Linked DNA regions of Mus musculus: region 2 is linked to region 1. Evidence: chromatin contacts called from ENCODE Hi-C or POLR2A ChIA-PET data. All regions are on one chromosome and are shown on one strand. Each heading gives the region's core, a stretch centred on a gene start or an enhancer-like site at or near the end of the contact. The rest is flanking DNA. Distances are from core to core; before and after follow the strand shown.

Region 1 (5,003 bases), core at 931-3,430:
CATTTAAACCTTAACAACTCTGTTATAGGGAAGACTAGTATTACACCAGGCACCGACTTAGGAACCTGCCCACAAGTAAAGTAGATTCAGGAGCTAACATTCGGATCACGTGAACATGTCACATGACCCACAGTTTCCAGAATCACTCTTTACCATATACTGATGGCAGCACTGTAAACTGAGGCAGGAAGCAATGGGTCAACAGGTGAGAAGCACGGAAGATGGCCTAAATGTCTTACTGAAATCTGGGTTCCTCTCACATACACTCAAACAGGCCTCCTCGCAACCTTGCTTGAAGCAAAGAGAAAAGGGGAACTAATTTAAATGTCTAACAGAGAAACAACTAAACAGTGCATGATCATTCTGGTGACTGAAAACCACCGGTATGAGGAGTCTAACAACAGGGGGAAAGGCGACTCTCTAACAAGCAGATACGCAGTCAAGGTCATGCTGACTTAGCATACACAAAGCCCTAGGCTTTATCCCCAGTGTTACAAAAACAAGCATAAGTCAAAAAGTAGCTAGAAAACTGCATGTTCCCAAGACGTACGGGTAGGAAAGGAAGAATAAAAGCTGAAGTGTTTCTGAATGCCAAATACTTTCCAACCACTGTACTAGGTTGTTTCTAAAGTGAATATTGCTTTTGTAAGAAAAACCATGAATGTATGTAAAGAATCTTCTCAAGCCAAGAAAGTAAATGCATTCAAATCCTCAGATCACAGGGACACTTCAGCAAACACTACCAAAGCCAAGCAAACAGAAAACAAAAAAGACAGACAGACAGACAGACAGACTGCCCAAGTCCTACAAAGTAAGTTTCCTATCTGAACAACAAAACACACCTTCATTGGGCAAGACTCTCTTCTGGTTCCCCAGCACTGTAAACAGCTATGGAATGGGCCTGTCATTCATTACGGTCTATCTACTTCGACTAGCTACGTAAAACAGCAGAGTAGGTCTCCAGAAATGTTTAAACTTCATGCCAACCAGGCCACTTACCCAGTGTGCTTCCATTTGCGCCTCATGAAGAGGGAGCAATCCAAATTATTAAGGAGAAATTGACAAATCGACACTACATGAATGGAAGGACCCAGTAAACTGGACAAGTGCCATAAGCTTTGTCACTATAGGGAAACGATGCGCTAACAGCATCCCAAACTGCAAAGCCACACGGTGTAAAAAGGTGAGAAGAGTCCTCTCTTTCCAACTATTACCCTATTCCCTTCTGCCTATTACCCACACTCCTGTAACCTTATAAAAACATCTCAAGCAGGGACACTCTGGGCATCTCCTCACGTGATACGAGTAATTGCATTCACATGAAATTTATAAACGCATGTACATTATTCACCTGATTTATATTTACATACATATAAAGTATTTACATAGCATGCTTGGACTGCCTATTTTAATATTCTTACGCTTTGTATACATGTAGGTGTTCTTGTAGAACACCTTTTTCCCCTTACTTCCCAGTCCCTTTCCCTCCGAGTCCAACCTCTAATTCCTACCCAGGTTCAGCATACAACGAAAGTTGACCCAAGCTGAAGTACATCCTGGGCGCCAGCAGATTGGCGCCCGTTTTAAAGTGTGCCTTGCCAAGCCTCGAGTAAAACCCTAAATGAGACAAGACAGTGTTCAGAGGCTTCTATTTGCCATTTTAAAAAATAATTAGGTAAATAAAACGGAGTTTTTTTTTTCCCCCCTTGATTTTGTTAACCTCCCCAACACAGTAGGAAAGGATGTGCTGCAAAACTCTGGGTCATGGGTCACAAGATAGGAAGAGGTAAGAGAAACAACAACTTGTGTGTACACCCCTTTCGGTTCGAGGAGTGGAGTGGTGCACGGAGACCCACGGATGCAACCAAACTGCCCGGACTACCGGGCTGGACCGGGATGCCCAGGGTGTAGGGGGAGGGTCGATCGCGAGGGGCGTGGGGCTGCGGGCGGCCTGGGAGGCGGAGCGGGGCGGGCGAGCACGCCCCACGGCAGAGGCCGCCCCGGGGCGCGCAGGGCGGAGCGCTCTCACCCACGGCGGGGCGCTCCATGGTCGCGGCGCAGAGACGGAGGCGCGGGCCCGGGGCGCGCGGGACGGCGGGGGCGCGGGCCGCGGCGGCCAGGCCTGCGGAGGCGCAACGCCCCGCGAGTCGCAGCATCCCCGGCACCCGCCGCTTCAGGAGGAGCCGGAAGGGGCCGGCCCGGCGAGGCGTGGATACCCGGATCGGGGCGGTCCCCGGGGCCGTGCTGGGCTCGGGCTCCGACCTCTGGCCGCCCTCGGTTATTTCCTGCGGCGCGGCCCTTCCCGTCCCACGCTCGGAGGGGCGAGCCAGGGATCCAGAGAGCATTCCTTGGCCCGCTGTCCCTTGAGAACCCGTGTGTTTGCTTTAGCGTGGAGCTTTGGAAACACAGATCTGATTGCAAAATAGGCGGGCTGAGCAAAATGTACAATACAATAGCGAGACCTTGAACGTCGCTATAATGAGATGCTTTTATTTACTTGCCATTACCCCCCCCCCAAAAGTAGCATTTTCAACAGCAGTTTAAGAGCTAAAAGTTGGAATTGTTAAATGAAATCATCTACAAATTTTTTGCAGGCAAGGCTCCTCAGTATCTGAATAAAATAAGAGAAAACTATTTTTTTTAATAGTTAAAATATGAATATGTCTTGTAGAAAAGAATGCTACTGTTTTTTTCCGGGCTGGGGGCAAATGGTGGTATTACTGCTGGTTTGTTGGGGAATGTAATTTTAATTTAAGAAAATATGGTGGTGTGTCTCTTCTCCACAGCTGTAGCCCTTAAAGCTGGTAGGGAACTTTGAAGAATTCCCTGCTTAGCCCCTTTTTGTGGATCTTCACGGAAAACGGTCTTTTTAAAGGAGCAGGCTATCTAATCACAGAGAAAGAACGAAAAATAAGTAAGGGAGCTTGCGGCAAGAGGATCCTCAAAGGCCAGCCGATGCTAGCTGGACTGGACAGGGTACAGATAAGACGTTTAAGCATAAGGATTACTTTACGCAGTAGACAGAGAAACAACTCTTTGCCCTCCCTTTTCCTGCTGGAAGTAGACTATACATTTCTCTTTGTAAGGATTACTCCCCACTCTGTTTTAAAGGTGTATTTATGTAACTGGGGAGTAGGAGCAGTGCACTGACACAGCAAGGTTGACAGCCAGTTTGCAAAGAGTAGAGCACTACCCCCACTCCCCCCTCCTCGGGCTTCACAAAGGACGCTACAGACCTGGGAGACGTGGGTTCTGCACCTCATGTGTGGTCTGATGCTTGGGGGCGAGGTGTCTTCCTTCAGCTCAAGAGCCCACTCCTGGATTTCCCTCCTTTTAAAAACAAAACAAAACCAAAGCGCTGTGTTTCTATTTTAACCACACATCTGTGGTGTAATCCTTAGCCTTGGGATATAACTTCAGTGGAGGAACCAGAACACCAACCCAGCCCCCAAACCTTTCACCTACAATCTACCCTGTCTGAAATAATGTGCTGGGGCAAAGGAGGCAAAGATCTTGGGAGAGTGGCCAACCAGTGACTGCTCTAGTCTGAAGCTCACGCCACAAAAGGAAGCCCATGCTTGATACTACAGCATGACCAGGAACCAGAGGCTGGACAGCCCAGAGACCTTTGATAAGAAAAAGAAAATCGCAAATGGTTCCTAATGATATTCCGCTGTACTCATAGATCAGTGCCTAGCCCAATCGTCATCAGAGAGGCTGCCTTTGGCAGCTGATGGGAGCTGATGCAGAGACCCACACCAAACTTGAGCTGAAAGCTCTCTACTTGGAAGTCTCCTTCCAGTCTCTCCCCCTCAGAGTTTGGGGAGCCCTGAGGAAAAGGGGAAGAAAGAATTGGAGGATTCTGCCAGTGAGGTGGAGGACACCAGGAGAACATGACCCACAGAATCAACTAAGCAGGGTTGGTTCATAGAGGCTCACAGATCCTGCATGGGTCTGGGCTAGTTGCTCTACATACATGCTGTGGTTGTTTAGCGTCACAAAACTGTTGCGAACTGTCGTGAACTGAGGACAGAGGCGAGAAGGAAACCTCGGACTTGGAGGTTAGGTTATAATAGCTTATGTATTGGGAAGTAGCAATAAACAAGTAAATGGTGAAATGGGATCGCACTCATTCACACACCTCCGGTCTGGCCCGATGTGATAGCCTGGCTTGATGGTGGTTGGTCAAGTAAGGTTCACGAAGTCTCCTGTTTTTCAGGTCCTGCTGGAGTTGGGTTCGAGGTGCAGGCTCAGGGCATCCGGGTCTGCGGATTGGTCTCTCAGCGAGACGGCATCTCCGTAGGACTCTGGGAGTGAGTGAGTCGCGGTGCCAGACTGGGGTTTTTAAACTATTTTAGCCAATCATAACTAAGGCGTTCACATGTTACTTCACCGGGCTTCAACTTTATCTTACACACACACACACACACACACACACACACACACACACACACAAGGCTTGGTTTCCATGGTTACATTATCATACTCAAGCCTACTCTAGGTTTGTTTTTCATGGTATCATTTCTTTGTCTTGTTCCTTACATTAGCATGGCATGTTTGTGGGATTCCTATCACTGGCAGCAGAGGTATCTTCGATTCTTGCCTGCTCTTGGGACCCGTTTCCTCCTACTGAGTTGCCTTGCCCATCCCTGATATGAGAGTTACTGTAACTTGCTGTGCTGTGTTCGGTTGATATTCCTCGGAGGGCTGCTCTTTTCTGAAGGAAAACCAAGGAGGAATGAATCTGGGGGAGGGGGGAGGGGGGGAGAACTGGGTGCAGGGAGGGGAAACTGTGGTCTGCGGGGGGGGGGGGGGGGGGAGGAGGAACAGAGGGAGATGGAGAGGGCATTCCCTGAACTTAGATTCAAGGGCCGGCGCTAAGCCTGCTTGCCCTTGCACTTTTATCTGTTTTTCAGTTACTGGCCAAAGTCTAAGCAAGCCCTGTGACTCTCTAGCCTTTCTCACTCTTTCTCTGATCTCAACCTCTAATTTGAAAAGCATGA
Region 2 (4,909 bases), core at 816-3,315, 34 kb after region 1:
TTTAAGAGCTTCCTTTTGCTTTTCCTCTGCCTTGGGCCTTGAAGAATCATTACTCCAATAGCAAAGTCCAAGGTTTTCTTAGTGGCCATAATTAATCACCAGGATGAGTTTTCAACAGGATGTACTGTAAGTTATATCTAAGCTGATCTATCTTAGTACAGATGTAGAATATCACTATAGATACACGTATGTTAAGCTACTCTATGGTATTCCCCACCATTCTGTTGCTCCAACATTCATTGCTGTGGAGAGCCTTTTTGGGGTGCCGCTTGGCAGGTGTCTATCCTTGGCCAAGGATAAGGAAATGGGCTTCAGGCAGGAATCTGACATTGGCCAAGGACAAGGAAGCAAGAATCTGGTTTTAGGGTAGAACAAAGAAGTAGGCTCAGATATCTTGATCATCCTTAGAAACAGCATCACTAGAGAGATCATGGGACTTTGCTTGTTTCATGACTATTGTCCATGTTAGTTCCTTATTGTACTGTTCACCCTTAGTACTTGCATGTAATTAAAAATGGTATAAAAAGTGGATTGGGAAAATTAAATTTGCCTTCAGTCTCAGAATTGACTGGGTCATGCTCCATTGTCTAACTGTCTTTTTTCTTTTTAATCCTCACTCCTGTGCTGGAGAAGCTGTTGACTGACTGAGCGGGCTTGGTCACATTGCTCATTCATTTATAGATAGATGGACTAGGTTATCAATTCAGTTACTACAATATTAGGACATATAGTTATTATATGCTAGCTATAAGACAAGACTAGAATCACAGAGCCCGTACTAGTGAAGATAGCTTAAACAATAAAGAACTAGCATATAGAGGGTTAGATTGTAACAAAAGCAAAGAAAAATAGAAAGGAGAGAGGGAGGAAGGGACGGAATAAGGAGAGAGGGAGACAGAGACAGAGTCAGAGGGGGACGCAGAATCTTGAAAGAGTGAGGGAAGGCTCTTTTGAGGACATGTTTTAATAAAGACCTGAAGGAGGAGAGAGAGTATCAGACTCTTTTGAGGGAAAAGGACGTTCCAGGCAGCAGAGGGTTCTATGCGTGGGAAAGATGCCTCTGAGTTAATTGTGCATGCGATCCAGAAGGAAGAGCAGTGGGTGGAATCCAGAGGGTGGGGGAACCTCAAGAGCATCAGTGTGCGGGGACAGGAAGAACAGGTGGGCCAACTCCCGTTGACAGGATTTGACTTTCATTTGGATGCTCATGGTTACAGTCTTGATGGTTTCAAGTGTTGCAATACTTAGGAGGGCACTTCACTGACGCAGAGGAGAGATGATGGTGGTTTAGGCCATGATCAGAACACAGCTGAGGTGCTGAAAGGAAACACACCTTGAAATATTGGGCAAGGACAGTCAGTAGGCCAGTACCTGGGGAGCTAACGGCTGAGGTGTTGAGGGGCCTGGCTTGACTGTAATGCTCAACATGACAGCTGTCTCCGTTTGTCAGTCTTTGTCCAAAGATAGTTATTAGTAGTAATGTCTATGTGCTCAGATGAGGGAATCTAAGCTCAGAGAAGCTAGATCATTTGCTTGAATTCTCATCATGCATATATAGAAGGGGAAACCAAGGTTTATTTTTCAAACATAACTTGTTTGGCTATCAAACCAAATCTAAACTCGATTTATCATTTCTTAATAACAAGCTTTTAAGACCAGATGCAAAACAGCAGAAGTTATTATAAAGTTACATCCAGGTAAAAAAGAAAGCTACATCCATCAAGTAATAAAATCTGTTCCTTCAGTCAGGCGCGGTACTCTCATGTAGTTTCAGCAGTCTGGAGGCTGAGGCAGGAGGATTGACACAAGATCAAGACCAGTCTGGGCTGTCTCATGAGTACCAGGCCAGTAAAAGGTAAAGAATGAAACCTTTAAGAATAATAGTAAAATACGAAAGAAAGAAAGAAAATGAGAACTGTTCCTGTGATATTTTTTCTATCAATCACTAAACCGGTGTGCATGCACTGAAATGGGAATGGCAGGCAGCTCTGCCTCTGGATTGCAGGAACGGCTCTATAGAGAAAACAAGTGGACTGGGAGCTGACGATAACCACGAGGGAGGGAGTGGTCTTCCTGGCCTAGTTTGTACATCCAGACTAATGCTTTTTTAGGGAGCTGCCCACATCTGGGGAGGCTTGTTGTATTCTGGGGGTTTAACTCATGAGTTACCACGTTCTAGTCTTTCCAGACACTAGTCACAGATGTGACTGAGCCTGCTTCCATTACAGCTGAGCACAGGCTCTCGCAGTTCCCCTTGTGTTTTTGTCCGTTCTGGCCTAAGGCCTCACTTTGAGTCTCCACTGCTGTGTTGCTCTCTTTCCACAGTTCAGGGGATCAGTGAGCAGTTTCTTGGCAACACTGCTGCTGGGCTATTTAGATGCCTCAGTTCTTCTCTTTCACTTTTTGTTTTTAAATAGCCACCAGCACCGTATCCATTTTGAGCTCAAGTAGTTTAAAAAAACTCTTTGGACGTGCACTTTTCCATTAACACAACTGTGCACACTATATAAGCCAGTGACAGAGTTTTCTAACAAAAAGGATGTGAGCTTTATAGTCAGTATCCCTGAGCAGTAAGGATAAGTGTGAATGAATGTTATAAACGTGATACATTGTATGACTCAGATCAGGGCTCAAGACAGAAGCGTCCTCTTCCTCTGTCTCTAAGCAACAAGCGAATACAATGTACTGACAGCTTTCTTCCTGTATCCTGTCCCAGAAATGAGCATGTGTGAGGCTGCTTAGGGTTTCACAATATTAGCAATGGTAAGGAAGTTAATCACAGACTTTCATGTGACATCTCCTTAGCATGAAAGGCCTGGGTAACGTATTGACACCAGTGTTAAGAGGCAGTAGGAAGGGAGGGAGGGAGGAAGGGATCTCATTGGGCATAATAACTGGACACTGTTAGTCACTTCATTCTATTAAGTTTTATCCTCTATAATCTGAAGAAGAAAAAAAAAAAAACCTCACTCATAATCCCAGCTACGCAGATGGCTGAGGCAGGAAGCTCAAACTCAATGCCTATCTGGGCTTCTTAAAGAGATCTTGGTTCAAAATAAAACAAAAGAAGTCTAGTGTTGCAGCTTAATATAGAGCACATGACTAGCATGTGAAAGGCCCTAGGTTAATCACTAGAGTCAAAAATAAATAAGTAAATAAAAAATAAAGCTCTGAAATCCCAAAGGTTTTTTTTTTTTCTGTACCAACACAACAGCAACTGTAGGAAAGTCTACAGGTGGCCTTGTGTAGACACACACACACACACACACACAACACTAGATAAAATTACTTTCAGGGGTGGTAAGATGGTGGTCCATTTGGTAAAGGTGCTTGCTGCCACGTTTGAGGGTCTAGTTCAAACCCCAGAGCATGCATGCTAGAAAAAGTGTACAGGCTCCTACAAGTTGTCCTCTGATCTTCCTATGTACACAGTAACATGAACACAAAATAGAGCAAGAAATGTATGATTTTTAATTACCTTTTATTTACATGTTAGGACCCAAATCTCACCCCCGAAATTCATCGTTATACGTAAGATCAAACCTCTGGACATTACATGTGATTTTATCATCTATAGATGTGTATGGACGCATCCACAGCTATCCTAGGACAAATTAGGCCAATAGGATGGATACATCTAATACATGCAAATACCTCAAAATTTAAAACTTCGTCGGTTATAAGCATTTCAGATAAGCAACACTTAGCCTGTCTCTCACTTTCTCGTCTTGCACTGTAAAGCTATCACTGTTCCATGCAGAGAATGCCATGGCTCTGGGTAGATGGCAAACTCACTCTCTTCCTATAACATAGACCTGAAGGCTCAGGCTGACTTGAAAGCCAATCATATTTTAGTTTTGATTTTGATAAATATTTGATTATTTAGATACATGAGTGCTTTGTCTTCATGCACACCAGAAGAGGGCATCAGATGCCATCTTAGATGGTTGCGAGCCATCATGTGTTTGCTGGGAATTAAAATCAGGAACTCTGGAAAAGACTGCTGAGCCATCTCTCCAGTCTCCCTGTCAATCATATTTTAATATATTTAGTGCAAATCAAGGTGTACTTATGTGGTATCTTATATGAGCATACAAATCAGTAACTATATACATACACTATTTCATAAAAGCAAGCGTCCCCTTTACCCTTTCAGATGAGTGCTAAGTCATGGTTCACCCCCAGTAACGTTATATTTTGATGACGATATGACTAATTAGTGAGAGAAACAAGAGTCAAGCAGCAATGGCAGATTTAGTTTTACTTTCCACAGATCTGTTTTTATATGAAATTTGTAAAGTATAAATTTATAGTAAAATTTATAATGTGAATATCTTCCTGAGTATAACCATGGCATGGTTCCCTGAGTTCTGTAATAGCTTCCAGATGTGAAGATAATTTTGTTTTGAAAGTTTGAAAATTATTGGAGTTCTTTGCTGATTAAATAGGACTTATGTTAGAGTAAGTCTTCCCTCCACATTAGACTTCGAAACGTCCAAAACTTTTGAAGTCATAACTTCAAAGTAGTTTTTGTGTTTATAGTCTCATAGTAAATATGGGATGATAGATGTTTGTATAAGGCTATAAAGGAAATGAGAAAGAAATAATGGCAAACTCACTTCCCATGTTCATATGTCCTCATCTTAATGTTTACTCACTGATTGGTGACTGTGGGAGGCTGGAAACACTGAATGACATCAAAGGAGGTCTTCTCCAGTAAGAAGGTCAAGTGTGGTCACCTAGCTCTCAACTCACAGGCCACTGCTGCTGAGTTAAACAATTTATGTGGACTTCAGATAACGTCAAAATAAATAACATCTGTCCAGGGGAGGAAAAAGTTCTCTGTTGGAAAAAGGATATGTCTAATCTCTCTCTCTCTCTCTCTCTCTCTCTCTCTCTTTCTCTCTCT

Evidence for each region. Hi-C counts contacts between places; a loop is a spot of excess contacts on that map. ChIA-PET counts read pairs that join two places held with the same protein, here RNA polymerase II (POLR2A).
Region 2: a loop to region 1 is called in a map of left cerebral cortex, with 3 times the contacts of the local background. The contact joins the enhancer-like site here to the promoter of Akap7 in region 1. A Hi-C loop is called at or near these places in 5 of 37 maps with a recorded cell type or tissue (T-helper 17 cell, heart and left cerebral cortex). POLR2A ChIA-PET finds 5 or more read pairs at or near these places in 1 of 5 experiments (Patski).

What each region holds. Positions count from the first base shown.
Region 1 is chr10:25,294,899-25,299,901 of GRCm38, forward strand. It overlaps Akap7 (A kinase (PRKA) anchor protein 7), which reads right to left and starts at 2,181. Exons shown (of 8, transcript NM_001379238.1): 1 at 2,030-2,181. It overlaps Gm40617 (predicted gene, 40617), which reads left to right and starts at 3,711. Exons shown (of 6, transcript NR_166644.1): 1 at 3,711-3,919; 2 at 4,220-4,317.
Region 2 is chr10:25,329,201-25,334,109 of GRCm38, forward strand. No RefSeq gene overlaps it. Among named protein-coding and RNA genes, the nearest start is that of Epb41l2, 28 kb to the right of the region's middle. Within about 2 kb of position 2,066, at least 1 of the 3 ENCODE cell types and tissues checked has a DNase peak (open chromatin) inside an H3K27ac peak, as active enhancers do; it is left cerebral cortex, where a contact is called at or near this core.